2 separate regions of the Homo sapiens genome follow, and region 2 is linked to region 1. A link is a loop called in an ENCODE intact Hi-C map of the cell type or tissue named here. Cell type or tissue: IMR-90. All regions are shown on one strand. Each heading gives the region's core, and the rest is flanking DNA. Links, peaks and the distances in the headings are about the cores only. Region 1 overlaps TAFA2 (TAFA chemokine like family member 2). Region 2 overlaps LOC124903071 (a long non-coding RNA gene).

Evidence for each region. Peaks named below come from ENCODE experiments on the same cell type or tissue, not always from the same donor. Only the 100,000 strongest peaks of a DNase experiment are listed, where the experiment ranks them.
Region 2: it touches region 1 in a loop (5-fold over the local background); 2 of 110 quality-filtered maps call a loop at or near these places.

What each region holds. Positions count from the first base shown.
Region 1 is chr12:62,005,140-62,008,072 of GRCh38, reverse strand. All of the region lies in intron 1 of TAFA2 (TAFA chemokine like family member 2), which reads left to right. Among named protein-coding and RNA genes, the nearest start is that of TAFA2, 190 kb to the left of the region's middle. In IMR-90, for the core only: a CTCF peak has its summit at 1,749 (motif pointing right); no DNase peak of the experiment used is centred there.
Region 2 is chr12:60,265,056-60,267,988 of GRCh38, reverse strand. It overlaps LOC124903071 (a long non-coding RNA gene), which reads right to left. Exons shown (of 2, transcript XR_007063566.1): 2 at 2,107-2,342. Among named protein-coding and RNA genes, the nearest start is that of SLC16A7, 670 kb to the right of the region's middle. In IMR-90, for the core only: no CTCF peak of the experiment used is centred there; DNase peaks (open chromatin) are centred at 1,258 and 1,548.

The sequences.
Region 1 (2,933 bases), core at 199-2,698:
CATATGATCTCACTCATATGTGGAATTTTAAAAGGCTGATCTCATAGAAGTAGAGAGGATAGTGGTTATCAGAGGCTGGGAAGGATAGAGGAATGGGGAAATGTTGGCAATTGGGTACAAAATTCCAATTAGGAGGAATAGGTTCTTATGTTCTTTTGGACAGTAGGCTTGACTATATTTAATGATAAAGTATTGTATATTTTAAAATAACTAGAAGAGAGAATTTTGAATGCTCTCGCCACAAAGAAATGATAAATGTTTGAGGTGATGGATTTGCTAATTACATTGATTTGATCATTATACAGTGTATACATGTATGTAAATATCACACTGTACCCCGTATTGTTATGTATCAATTTAAAAGAAAGTAAAACTTTAAAAAAAGTACACTTCTGAAAGTGTAGTACTAGCAATCAAAAGAAAGAAGATGGGGTCTGTTTTTTCAAGATGAGCTATCTTTATAAAATTACAGAATGGGGCCCTGGAAGTCATTAGATCACTCTCCCATTCAAAGCAGAAATTATCTCTGTAGTGTTCCTGATAAGTTCATTTACTTATCCATTCATCAAATATTTATGACCTACTATGAACTAGGTTCTCTTCCAGTCACTGTGAACAGAACAGTGAACCACATAAGTTAAGTCTCTGCTTCACAAAGCTTGCTTCCTCGTGGGAAGATACAGATTATAAATAAAACAAAATCACTTTGATAGTAACAAGTAATATATATTATGAAGATCAGGGTAAGAGGATGTGGTGATTTCGTATAGGGTAATAAAGGAAGGTCTTTTTGATGTTGGAACATTTATGCCCTAAATGAGCTGTAAGACGAGGCTGTGTGTCTATGTGTGTAAAGAACATTACAATCATAGGGGTCAGAAAATGCAAAAGCCCCTGGGAGATGACATGCTCAGCATGCTCCAGGAATAGGAAGCGGTCAGTGTGGCTGGAGCAGAAGGAGCATGGGGGCCAGGAAGAATGGTAGAGAGGTGGCCAGGTGACAGATCACACAGGACGCATCTTCATCACCCTTCCCAGAGTTTCCTTCAATCATGCTTCACAGGCAAGATTCATTTCTTAACACCTCATAAAAAGAAATATATAGTCCATTTAGTCTTATGAGATAAGAAATATTATAATAAGTTTATAGTTGTTAGTTTAAGTAACTTGCAGATGTCTGAAGCACACACTTGTAATGAACATTTGTGATGAGTTAGGGATCTGTCTCCCTTTTTTCCTTGCAAGGAGATATTAAAATGGTTGATGGGGGCTTACTAATGAATTGTGATAGAAAATGGGTTGGGGAGAAGATATATTGGTCACTGAATTTGGTGACTTCCATTTAAATGACAATGTCAGTGCTTGCAATTGATATTTGAAGCTGATAAACTATTGACAGTTTCCTCGGTAAAATATGGAAAAACATTGGGTGGCTCCATCCATCTGAGTATGATTTCCCTTTTCTCTTCCTAGTTGTAGCCTCTCTTAGACTTTAGTTAGTAGTAAAGCAAACATAAAATGCTGGAACAAATATAAATATTACTATTCAGTGCCTTGTAAATCTATTTTATCTCCCATTTTAAGTGTATATGATATTATATATAATTATGTTATTATAACATGATAGTTATTTCTAAATCAATCATTTGTAGGCTACTCTATTTCGGATCTTTAGATACATCTGCTATCCACGTGAAATTTATAGGAGCGCTTTGGTTTGAAGTATGACCATTTTCCTCTTCTTACCAGCAGAGGGCACGCTTCACAACCCTGTTTGCCTTTGTCAACAAAAAGCAGTGATGAAATAGGAAGGTTTAAAGACAAAAACAAAAACAAAACAAAACAAACCACTGATAAACTTTCAAATCTCATGTGCTTGGTTTACAAAACAAAAGTATCATCAAAATGGAAAGAAATTTAGGATCTAGTCAGTACTACCATCACCAGGGTAGATTTTATACTGTTCAAATCATCTAAGAGAGATTGAAGTAGTTTTAATAAATTGAGAGAAGAAAGAAATACAATAAAGCTGTGCTATGAGTCTTCATAGTATTATAAAAATGAAAATGTTGAAGTTTATTTTGCTTAATAGAGCTTGATAGGAAAATGATGAATTGTAAATTTTAATAAGTAGATGATTTGAGGGTAGATTAAGACTTATTTTTGGATTTTGCAGTTATTTCTTTCTCAGACATGTTTTTTCATTGGCAGATATACGAATCAGAAGGACATCGAACTTGAGTTGCATCACTTACTATTTGTGCAACTTAGGGCAAATGAACTGTCTACACCTCACTTTGCTTATCTGTAAAATCCATATAGTATTTTTGTGGATTAATGGAAAGAAAGCAGGATGACAGAGAGGGAACCTGCTTTCTAGTTTATCCCTATAACCTTAGAGAAAACATTGATCCTCTCTGGTGCTAATTTTCCTGCTCTCAGAATGAATAGTTTGAACTAGATTATCTATAATATGTGTGGTGTATAGTCAATGAAAGCACTTTCATGCTAAAATTTCATATTAAAGTTTCTAGTAAGCTAGAAAATGCTATATGCATGTAACTGAATTAAACATGCATTTCCTCTATTTTACATTAAATTATTTTCTATATGAATTTCCAGAAACATATCTGTATTCTGAAGTCACAAATAATCTATATTTAAGATCTCATTGGAAATGGAAGGAAGGAAGAAGCAAGGCTAAAGTGGAGACGATAGCAATAAAATTAGAACTTTTCTTCCATTCATTCATTTATTCATTTATATTGTGTATATATATGGTATATTGCATAATGTTTTGATATACACATACATAGTAAAGAAATGATTACTACAGTCAAGCAAATAAACACTGCCGTCACCTCACATAGTTATCTTTCTTTGGTGGTAACACCTAAACTCTACTCTTCTAGCAAATTTCTAGTATATGATAC
Region 2 (2,933 bases), core at 321-2,820, 1.7 Mb after region 1:
ATAAAATTATAACGCAACTGAAAAATTCACATTGCCTAGTGACATGGTCATTTTAATGTCATAGCACAACTCATTACTCACACATTTGTGATGATGCTTATGTATACAAGTGTACTGCACTGCCAATTGTATAAAAATATAGAACTATTTGGTCATAAAAAAGAATGAAATCATGCCATTTGCAGCAACATGGATGAAAATGGAGGTTATTATGTTAAGCCAGGCACAGAAAGACAGATGCTGCATATTCTCTCTCATATATGGCGACTAAAATAATTGATCGAATGGAGGTAGAGAATAGAAGGATAGATGCCAGAGAATAGGAAGTGTATGTAGGTGGGAGTAGGGAATTTAAGAAAGGTTGATTAGTGGGTACAAATATACAGTTAGATAGAACAAATAAGCAACAAAATTCAGTAGCAGAGTAAGGTGACTATAGTTAGCAACATTGTATTATACATTTCAAAGTAGCTAGAGGAGAGGAATTGAAATGTTACCAAAACCAAAATGATAAATACTCAAGATGATGGATACCCCATATATCTTGACTTTATTACACAATCTATTCATGGAACAGATGCATGCAGCCCCTAAATATGTAAAATGTTTTGATTCAATAAAAATGTATAGCATGTAAAATTATGTATAGTACATAATACTTGAAAATAATAAAGTTATTGGTTTATGTACTTACTATACTATATTTTTATCATTATTTTAGCATGTTTTCTTACTTACTAAAAAAGGTAGCTGTAAAACAACCTCGGGGAGGTCCTTCAAAGGGAATTTCAAAGGAACTCATTGTTGTCATAGGAGATGACAGCTCCGTGAGTGTTTTTGCCCCTGAAGACTTTTCAGTAGGACAAGATAGGGAAGTGTTAAGATAGTGATATTGATGATCCTGATCTTGTGTAAGCCTAGGTTAATATATGTGTTTGTCTTTTATTTTTAACCAGTTTAAAAAGTAAACAATAATTATAAAAAATTAAAATTAGAAAAATATATTTGAATTATATTATTTTTGTACAGTTGTACAGTGTGTTTGTGTTTTAAGCTAAGTGTTATTACAAGAGTCCAAAAGGTTAAAATCATTTAAGTAAAACAGTTTCAGTAAGCTAAGTTTAATTTATTACTGAGGAAATAAATTTTTTAAAATTTAGTATAACCTAAGTGTACAGTGTTTAAAGTCTACAGTAGTCCACAGTAATGTTGCAGGCCTTCACATTTACTCACTGTTTACTTACTGAGTCATCCAAAGCAATGTCCAGTCCTGTAAGCTTTAACCGAGATAAGTGTCCTGTATACATGTACCGTATTTATTTTTATTCCATATTCTTTCTGTAACTTTTCTATGTTCAAATATGTTTAGATATGCAAATACTTACCATGGTGTTATAAATGCCTGCAGTGTTCAGTGCAATAACATGATGTATAGACATGTGGCCTAGAAGTAATAGGCTATACTATATAGCCTAGGTGTGTAGTAGGCTATGCCATCTTGATTTGTGTAAGTACACTCTATGATGTTTGCACGAAAAACCACCTAAACGCATGTCTCAGAACTTATCCCTGTGACTCACTAAGTGAGGTATGACTACTTCAAATGAAGTATCACAAGCTATTGGCCCAGAATTTTAATATCCTTTCTAAAAGCAGAATAATTAAATGCTTTCATCTGGCAATCTTACCTGTAAATGGTTTCTATGTGGTATCTTTCCAATGAGGAGTGATTTAAAAATTATTTTCAGGTGTTACTTGGCTTGCTTAGAAAGAGTTCTCGTCAATATATAAAAATGGCATGTTGGCCCATTTAAAATTAGTCCAAGTTCCAAATGTAGGTTAGAAATGAGCTGTGTGTAAATAATGCTCCCAAAGTACATTTTTACAGTGTAATAAGTGATGTTATTCACTGGGAACATTTTGACACTTCTACATTTGGCAAACAGTGGCAGCTCATTTTAAATCTACCTGCTTTTAGAAATAGCAACTGGTGATTTTGAAGATGGCTGAATTTGCTAAAGTCATTCAATAAACAAACTGTTGCAAATCATTTTGATGCACACAGTGAAAGGTCAGAATTCCAAAGCAAACACACAACCAAATACATTTCCAGGCAGTGATTGTGTAAAGTTTATTAAGAGAAGCAAAATGGATAAAAATTGTATGAGAATATGCAAAGGTAAATGTTCTCTAGGCTGCCTTGTTTTCCTTGTCTGCATCTTAAACTTCGAGCATGCTGGAATACTGAAAACATAAACTCTTTCCAATTAATTTAATACAGGATCATAATAGGTAGTTCACCCCCTTCTAATGGCAAGCTGCCAGTCAGAACCAGTTGATCCCTATTAAAATGAAATAAAAACAAAACTAGTGTCAATATTTGGGTAAAAACACAAATGAGAAAGAAAAACAATCTCCTTATAATTAAATTAATTGTAAACATGAATATTTCAGACTATACAAAAATATAAAGTGATTCAATCATTTAAATAGACCTGCAAAACAAAGAAACTTCTAGAAGCACATGGAGCTGCATGCCTTTTTGTATAATTATAACAACTGTTATTTTTGGAGCTTTGGGATGTATTGAATACTTTAATGTCCATTATTTTATTTACTCATTTATTCCTTTATTCAGCATGAATTTGCTGGGTACCTACTGTAAAAATTTAAAGGTGAGTTATAAATAAAGCCTTGGTGCTATTAACATATATATGGTATTGAAATTAGAAGATGGGATGAGTACTTCTCAGGTGATTACATATTTAGAATGAAACAGGCAAACGGTGGATTGATCAAGATATTCTAAAAATGATATTAAGTATTTTAGTTTATGGATAGAATTTACAGCAAAGAACAAAAATAATAAATGAGTGTGGATTTTTAAAAATTAAGTATATCAAGAGTGCAACAAAGAGGAGGGTGAGTATATA